Linked DNA regions of Homo sapiens: region 2 is linked to region 1. Evidence: chromatin contacts called from ENCODE Hi-C or POLR2A ChIA-PET data. All regions are on one chromosome and are shown on one strand. The core of a region is the stretch at or near the end of the contact, and the rest is flanking DNA. Distances in the headings are between cores, read along the strand shown. Region 1 overlaps LPIN1 (lipin 1). Region 2 has its middle 190 kb from the start of MIR3125.

Evidence for each region. A loop is a pair of places that touch in the nucleus more often than their neighbours do. ChIA-PET counts read pairs that join two places held with the same protein, here RNA polymerase II (POLR2A).
Region 2: a map with no recorded cell type shows a loop between it and region 1 (5-fold over the local background). The contact joins two enhancer-like sites. A Hi-C loop is called at or near these places in 1 of 37 single-sample maps with no recorded cell type. POLR2A ChIA-PET finds 5 or more read pairs at or near these places in 1 of 52 experiments (activated CD4-positive, alpha-beta T cell).

What each region holds. Positions count from the first base shown.
Region 1 is chr2:11,805,057-11,809,640 of GRCh38, reverse strand. LPIN1 (lipin 1) reads right to left here. Exons shown (of 21, transcript NM_001349206.2): 17 at 4,485-4,571. Among named protein-coding and RNA genes, the nearest start is that of MIR4262, 30 kb to the left of the region's middle. Within about 2 kb of position 2,340, at least 2 of the 41 ENCODE cell types and tissues checked have a DNase peak (open chromatin) inside an H3K27ac peak, as active enhancers do.
Region 2 is chr2:12,927,690-12,932,273 of GRCh38, reverse strand. No RefSeq gene overlaps it. Among named protein-coding and RNA genes, the nearest start is that of MIR3125, 190 kb to the right of the region's middle. Within about 2 kb of position 2,298, at least 3 of the 41 ENCODE cell types and tissues checked have a DNase peak (open chromatin) inside an H3K27ac peak, as active enhancers do.

The DNA.
Region 1 (4,584 bases), core at 1,091-3,590:
AGTTCGAAACCAGCCTGGCCAACAGGGTGAAACCCCATCTCTACTAAAAATACAAAATTACCCGGGCGTGGTGGCACATGCCTGTAATCCCAGCTACTTGGGAGGCTGAGGCAGGAGAATCGCTTGAACCTGGGAGGCGGAGGTTGCAGTGAGCCAAGATCATGCCATTGCACTCCAGCCTGGACAACAAGAGCAAAACTCCATCTCCAAAAAAAAAAGACCCTAACAAGTCTGCTACAGATGCCTCTCATTTTCAGTCCACTGGCTTGGGACACCGCATACCTAGACCCCAGCGGAGCTAACGAACCTCGGGAAACACGGTAAGTGTTCTTTTTTCTAAGTCACAAAGACACTGGCTTCTGGTTACATGAATATAAAAGCATGTATGAAATAAGGTCAAAAATTCAAACAATTATTGCCCAAATTTAGGCCTCAAAGGACCCATTAGCTGAATGATCTAGATCTTTTAGGCAACAGTCCTTCTTGACTTTCCTTCTAGTTTTGAATGCACCTGAATCTGAAAGGGGTTCCTGTATCTTCCATTTGCATTTGTTCTGTTTCATCAATACTCAAGCCAGCTTTATACCCTCTCTATGAACAAGGTGACAATTAGCCTTATGGATCATTCCTCATGGGCTGACTAGATCCAAACAAGTCATTAAATTCAGCAGAAAACAAAATTGTCCTTATTCACTGTTGTTTCAGGCAAGTGGCTAACTGCAAGATTGGCTTTTTCTCTCTCTCTCGCTCTCTCTTTTTTTTTTTTTTTTGAGATGGTGTCTCACTCTGTCACCCAGGCTGGAGTGCAATGGTGCGATCTCGGCTCACTGCAACCTCTGCCTCTAGGGTTCAAGCAATTCTGCCTCAGCCTCCCGAGCAGCTGGGATTACAGGCACCCACCACCATCCCTGGCTAATTTTTGTATTTTTAGTAGAGATGGGGTTTCAGCATGTTGGCCAGGCTGGTCTCAAACTCCTGACCTCAAGTGATCCACCTGCCTCGGACTCCCAAAGTGCTCGGACTATTCGTGTTAGTCACTGTGCCCAGCTGAAGATTGGCTTTTTCATTAGACAAATACTACAGTGCATAAAATGTAAGTCGTACCCAAATTTAAGGGAAGCAAAATCAGGAAAAAGTCCACAAACCCTCATGTAAACGGCATCTTTTCCCTGGTACCCTAGCATGAGAATCATTTCTCTGTTTCTCTAGAAATCACAATACAGATTCAAAAGTATGATGGGAGTCACTAGAACAGTGGGTCACAAGCCTTGGTCAATTCTTAGCCTGACAGGTCTCCCAGTGGTGGCTGCTAAGGCCCTCGTGTGAGGAGGCTTGAGAGAGCCTGCTAGGATGGGAATTACTTTCATCAGTGGTTGGCTCTGGAGGCTGCCATCGTGTCCAGACTGTCCTCCATGATGGGGACCGAGGCCAACAAGCCAGGCCCAAGCCCTCCGATATCCACATAGAGTCCAGCAAGTCCGGGGACGGGGAAGAGACCAGAGCTGACTAGGGTCACAGATTGTGGCCTGAGGACTGTGGCATTTGAGCCAGGCATTAAAGGCTATAAAAATATGGAGAAGCGAAAATCAGAGGGGAAGCCATGTCAAGCTGAGGCCGCCACATGAGCAAAGGCAGGAAGAAGGGAATGGAGTGCAGAGGAGGAACAGAGTCGCTGGATTAGAGCAGGAAGGGCTGAGAAACAGCAGCTGAAAATAAGGGCTTGGCAGAAGACTGGGACCTGAAAGTGCCAGGTTTCAAATGCCACATCAAGGAGCTGGCACCTCCTCCTACAGTGCTGAGCAGGGAGCCCTGAAGGTTGTAGAAAGCTGCCCTGAAGATGGGTTTTCAGAAGCCCTGGCCATCCTGCAAATCACACAGGCCTGACTGGGTGCGCGGACAACACACATATCCAACTCAATGAGCAGGCAAAGGTTTGGGTCTCCACGTCACATCATGCTCCGGGCAGTATCTGCGGGTCCAGACAAACAGGTTTCACTCATTCTAAACCAACCAATCAAAGAAAAGAATGGTCAGGGGTTCTTCAGTAAGCCACACAGCTTTATTTTTCAAGAAGATCTCTCTTCTGAGAAAACCAAGAGACAAATCAAGACCAAAAAAAAAAAAAAAATTAAAAAGCAACAGGGCTTGTTTAATGTTACAGTAAGGACAGAAATAGATTTATGTTCCAAAAACCAAATGAATCAGCTGTGCACTACTCAACATCCTGACCCATGAGGGTTTCTTTCCTTCAACTAAAAATAGATGCAATTTTCAGTGTCACACAAGTCAAGGCACCTCATGAGTAGATTAATCCTTCTAAATGAAAGGTCAGCCCGTGGTGAGGCTGTGGGGAGGCGACGCTGCACATACGCCACCTACAGCAGCACAGACTGGGATAACCTTTTGAGAGGGCAATTCGGCAATATTGATCAAAGCTTTAAATGTGCTCATCCTTTGACCCAGCAATTCTACTCCTGGGAATCTACTTTACAGCGGGACTTCCCTAAGTGTGTGTGCCTTCTTTATTTATTTATACATGCATTATATATCATAAGCATTGTCTATGAACGCTTACTGCATCACTGTTGGCAATAGGGGAAAAAGTGGCAACTACCTACACGTTCATCAATAGAGGGCGAGTTAAAGAAAGTATGGTGTATCTAGACGACAGGATTCTGCCCAGTAGCAAAAAGAGTAAGGTAAATATTACATAAAATGAAACAAAAAAGATATGATGAATAATTAAATAATGTGAGTGTATGTGTGTGGGGATGTAAATAAGTTTTTGAAATTCAGCAAGATAGAACCAAACTGTTCATAGTAGTTCTACTTTTAAGGAAGGGAATAGCTTGCAGCAAGGGCAGGCAGGAGGGTGATACAACCTCTGCGCTTTACTGTTTCCATAATCTCAGCCTCTTTTATTAGTATTTTTATGTCTTAAGAAGTATGCATAACTTTTGTATTAATAATTTTTTAAAGATGAAATCTAGAAAAGTAAAGTCAAACCAATGAGCTTGGGCATCTAAGATGACATCTGAAGCTTTTTTAATGTACATACTTATTTTTTTAGAGAGATGGGGGGGAATCTCACTATGTTGCCCAGGCTGGATTCGAACTCCTGGGTTCAAGCAATCCTCCCGCCTCAGCCTCCCAAATAGCTGGGACTATCGACATGTGCCCAACAAAATCTGAAGCTTTTAATCCCACCAGGATTAAGGTTCTCTCTCCAAGCCGCCATTTTTCTACTGGATCATAAAGTCCCAGGTCAGAGACTTACCTAGTTCATAGCAATCCCAGGCACCTGCCCTAGGATGAGGCACTAACAGGCACTCAAGGAATGCTGGATGGATGAACGGATGCAGGGCAGGGAAATACAGTTCATTCATCTGTGTTCACAGAGTTCTAGAAACAGCTCTGGATGGTGGCCCATTCCCTACCATCACCACTGTGGGCTAGAGATGAGCAAACAAGGTTGGGAACCATGGGCCTGACACTTCCGTCTTGACACTATCTTGACACTCACTAAGTGTGAATGTAACTTGCTCACCCACCTCACCCACGGAGAGACCGCACTGTCCTGATTCAGGCAGAGGCACCTTCCAGCTCTAACTGGCTGGAGAACAGAATGCTGTGGAGGGGGAGATTTCACTCGCATGGGAGACTCTAGGCCACAAAAGGCTGGAGGAGGCATGACTGAGCGGGAGAGAGGCTTGGGCCTGGCAAGCTAGAATGGGGGTGTTTCGGAAGGGGCGGGGCATGGAGAATCCCTGCAGGGCTCTGAACCCTGGAGGCAGACGAGAGCAATGAGAATTTGGATAAATCACTTTAGTTCTCCTAGTTAATTTCACTCATCTAAATACAGAAATGATATTATGTGCTTTTCAGAATCTCTGTAAGATATAAGTGAAGTAACCCATGTACCCAGCACAGGAGAGCAGTCGGAGAACCCCTCTCCCATCTGATGTCTGGGGCTGAGGGTCCCACGGTGGGCACTGTTCTGTTTTGGGCCACTTGCTGGAGCACTCCACAGACCAGGTAGACATGATGTGCCCTGCTGGTTGGCTCGCAGGGTCTGCAACGCCGCCAAAACTTGCCTGGAATCTGCAACTTTTTAGTCTACAGAAAATCACTTGGCATATATAACATATAAGCTCCTATTTCTTCAACTGGCTACCTCTGCCATCCCTCGGGATGAACTAAACCTCAGTCTCACCCCTAATGCTGCCACCATCTGTGTTCTCCTAGTAATCAATTCCCCTATACTTCGCCCCTTGTTTCTTGGTATTGAATTCAAATTTGGAGTTGCTGGGATTCACTTTCACTCTGGACTCCACTGCTACCCCTGACCCCCACTGCCCCTCCCTGGTTGAGGTGCAGCCCTCTCTGCAAGTCACCCCGTGCTGGGACAGGAAAGATTCCATATGCAGAGTGCGGTGCACACACCAGCGTTCACAGGAGGCGGGAAACAGGAACTCTGTACTCACTGGCTCACTTTATGGTACAGCTTAGCGATGCCCTGATGGGTCCAATCCTTCCCAAGGGTGGGCAAAATGTGGCCAAGAGTATCTGATCTAAATGAAGAGG
Region 2 (4,584 bases), core at 1,049-3,548, 1.1 Mb before region 1:
AAATGGGAGTTGTTTTCAGCTAAATTTGTGATAAGTTGGTGTTTAGCAATAGGAAGCTAATAAATTAGACAAAATAAGAAAGTTACAAACAGCATATACAGTATGATTCCCTTTTTTGTTTATATATTCATGTATTTACGAGTTTATAGAAGAAGACCAACTGAAACATATGCACAAAGATGTTAGCAGTAGGGTTTTGGTTGCTAAATTAAATTAAATTGAACAGACCTAGTTTCATTTAACTAGTAGACATCTGGGAAGTCTGATACCCATGATTGTCATGGGCTAAATCTCGTGCAAATAAACTTAAGCCCTTTTCAAATGACACTTGACCATTGGAATTAATCTCTTCTTGCTGTTTGTTCACAGAGAAGTATAGTTCTGGCTGTGAGATCTCAAAAATCAGAGTTCAAATCCTAACTTCACTGCTTAGGAGGTTTTTAAACTAGGGTGTTTTAAATAACCTCTTATAGTTTTAGTTTCCTTCCATCTGAAATCTGAATGAGAATACTCACCAGTGAGGATCATTATGAAGATTCAATGGGATGATAAATGCAGAGGACATAGTACCACCATTACTAAGTACCTGGCCAACTCTGCCACCTACATTCACTAGTTGTTGTTCTTAACGCTTTGATAAGCATTGAGCTCCTTTAAGAGTTTCCAATTTGGTCTTTCCCAGGATCTTTCTGTGAGCATGTCATAGTATTCTCTAGTGTCTAGCACAGTGCCTGGCAAATACCAAGTGCTTAGTAACAACTTCTGGTTCAATTAATTCACGAATGAGTAAAATGAATATTGGTAAAGTTGAATGCTTGGCTCCCAAGACAATGCAGATTGCAGTCACACAGCACTACCACGAGATGTCAGTATAAATAGGAAAGCTCTACAATTCAGGACTATTCTGGACCATCTTCCCCATCCCTCTTCTAGGGCTCCCGGGAAAACACACAACTGCATTACTGAAGGCAGAGAGCAACCTGCCAGGACTTTGCTCACCTCTCTCCTATTTTCACTGTGTGGTTTAATGCCTTAAAAACACAATTCCTGATGTACAGAGAAAAAAATATCTCTGCTGAGCTTGCCCTAAATAAAGACCCAAGAGACCTCATTTGGGGCCACTTCTGTATGCACACCCTCTTTCCTGTCCCTGCCTTAAATCTACATTTTGGGCTTGGATAAGGAGGTGGTGCCATAAGGAAGAACATGCAGAGTCAAATTCTGATTCCTTTACTTACTAGTTGTGTGTGTGTGCAAGTTTCTCAACTTTTCTGAGCTTCATTTTGTCATATGAAAAAATAAGAAAACCAATATATAGAGATTACTGGTGCAATGTTGCAACCATGCAGATTTAAGCAGAATAGCCTTCTCTAAAGACTAATTCCAAGACTGTCCTGGAATCAAAAGGAAGTATTTTCTTTGCAACTCTGGATGGATATGGACAGTAAGCCCACAACTACTTGGCCTAGAGCATTCTATCTCCAACAGGTGCACAAGTCTCTGAAAAAGGCTTACTTTGACATGGCCCCCAATGGTAATTTACACTTGCAAAAACACACTCTATGGAGCACAGAGATTGTTCCTCAGCTCAGCAGACTCTAAAAAAAGGGTATGGATGTCATTGTCTCTCTGGCTTCCTGTGGTCTCCATAAAACCTCCAAGTAGAGTATTTTGGGCTCATAAAAATGTCCGCAGCCCATTTCTCATCTGCTTTAATGATGTTTCCTAATGGTTAATGTTGAGATTGGCATCTTTTCTCTGGGGAAAGTGTTGTGAGACTGGCTTTCCCCTTCCCCAAAATAGCTGGTGCACACAGCCCATGAGCTGGAATGCAGAGCTAGGATTTTTCTCTTCCCATGAAGAGATATATCCTCCAAGATATGGGAACTCTACCTCATTTTTTGCAGTAACAGGCAGAACGGCCCTATTGCCACTGGGAAACAGTTGACACACCCGTTCAAGGAACTCTCTCATGGTGTGCCCACCAGGAGGGAGGAATGAAATAGACAATAAAGAAAAAGATATTACTTAGCATAGATTATGTGTGAAAAGGGTTTTATGAGCTATATTTTATAGATTAAAAAATCTTGTTTTAGAAAGAAGCACATTATTTTGTTTAAAATGCAGACTCATTTCACTTGACTGGGCCACTTCAAGGAAGCTAAGATAAAATCCAGTCATGCCCATAAATAGCCTTAGGGATAAACATCATTCTGACACACAGAACTGTGATGAGAATGTGGTGGGGTGGAGGAAGGGGGAAAGGTGCATACTAAATAGAATGCCCTGAAAATGTAGGGGAAGGAGCAGTTCGATCTCACTGGAAACTTCTTAGAAGCTGGCTGGCTGAAACAAGCCCATCCCTCTGTCATCATTTAGGGAACACCTGCTCTCTGTGGGCCTCCTATGGAGCACAGCCCTGCCTCCATCACTCACATTAACACCAGTATTTAAGTGGGGACTCCTAGAGTCCAGCCACGTAGTAGCTCTACGCAGGGCTAGGCTTTTTACTGGGTTCTGGGCATATATGGATGAGTAATGTCCAATTTCTGTCCTGCAGGGGCTCACAACATAGTGAGAATAAAAATGCATAAACAGCCAGTTGTTTTTTTTTAAGTACTTTTAGAGAAGCGAAGAGGTGCTCTGTGGCATGGCAGAGCTAAGCACCCAGTTGCTGAATCTCCCTTGGCTGACAGAAGCTTCTTCTTTTTTGAGTCACAATTTGCTAAAGAACATATTGCTGCTCCCTTTTGGTGTTACGTTTGATTTTACATAACAGAAATGTTTTTTCTGATGACTTTGCTTTGTGTTTGTACTTAAGTGGTTGAGGAATACCCTCTAGGGCATCATAAAGATCTAAATTTAAATCCTGGCTCCTACCCCTTGGTCCTTTAGTTTCCTAATCCCCCCAAACAGGAAAAACAATACATCATTGATTTTTTTTTAATTTGTTGCTGTTGTGGGAAAGCGGGGAATTAATGAAGATGATATGTGTAGTTTCCATCATAGTGGCTACTGCCTAGTAGAAATTCTACAAGCAATGACTCTCTCTTGCCCCACCCCAAGCCCATAGCTCTATATGGACAGGCAGGCATGCACATGTGCTGTTATGTAAATAGTGCTGCTAATAATAAAACTAAACACTACTATCCACCCTCTTCTGGGTAATGGTTATGTCTTTCTTCTTCCATCACAACCATAGCTGTTGATTTTACTGCTGCTGCCTTTTTTGCTAAGAATGACGTCTATTTATCTTTTCCGTCCTAGAGTCCTGTTCTTCCATCCCCCAGGAAATGACTTTCAGCAACCACGGTATTAGGGAGTGGTGAAAAAGTTTAACCTGCAGGTGGAGAGATGAGAAACTCATTATTCTTCAGCATCTTTTGTGATTCTAATTTTCTTTCAGATGCTCTTCCTCTCCCACCCCTCCCCCCAAATTATGTTGCATCTGGGTGTCTAAATCCTGCTCACAGCTGTGCCAGTGCCTTCTCCACTCTTCCCATCTGCCTGTTTGTTTTTCTTGGTTTTAGTTTGCAGTCTGCTATTTTGTATAAGCAAAATTATCCTTTCATGTCTTACCCATTTCGGCAGTTTCTTCTGGATATTGTAAACTGCAGCATCTGTGGTGCTTGTCTTCTAATTATATTTCCAGCCTCCTAATAGGAAGGGTGAACAGGCATATGGAATAGCAATACGGAGCTTTCTATATCTCTGACCTCCATGGAGGACTCCTCGCAGAATCTCCAAAGCTTTCTAGGGAGATTCATTAAGCCTGGCTTCCTAAGATAATGCACAAACTTCTGCTCTATAGAGATGACTAGAACACAGATTTAGACATAGCTCCTGGGCACATTTTCCACATAAATGAGTCATCGCGCCTGTAAAAGAATGACTCTATAAGTAGATACATATCTCCACTGTCTTGGTTCTACTAATGTTCACATTATTGCTTATTTTTAAACTAATTTGAACAGCTGAGTTACAGTAAGAACAAAGACAGCAGGATTAAGAGTCAAGAGACCTAGGTTTGAGATCCAATGTAGATACTCAGTTGCTGGGGCTTTAAAGAAGGTCACTCAACCTCCTTTGGTTTCAATTTTCAAATCAGTTAAATTAGCAGCTGGACTAGATAATTCATAAGCTGAATGAGCAAAATGGACTTAATTAACCCATGGATCATTGTAGCAATATTGTATTAGGAGTTAGAAAAACCAAAATGAACTGAATATGGTTTGTCCCTGTCCTAAAGGAGCTCACAGTCTAATAATGGGAGAGAGAAATAAGAATACAGATGATCTTAGTACAGAACGTGCAAGCACAAAAGCAGGAACAGTCCTCTGCATTGTTTATAGATTGATCTATTCCAGGACCCAACAACTATTTTTTTTATTTTTTTTATTTTTATTTTTTTTTTTGCACGGTGGCTCACGCCTTTTTTTTTTTATTTTTTATTATTTTTTATTTATTTTTTTTTTATTATACTCTAAGTTTTAGGGTACATGTGCACATTGTGCAGGTTAGTTACATATGTATACATGTGCCATGCTGGTGCGCTGCACCCACTAACGTGTCATCTAGCATTAG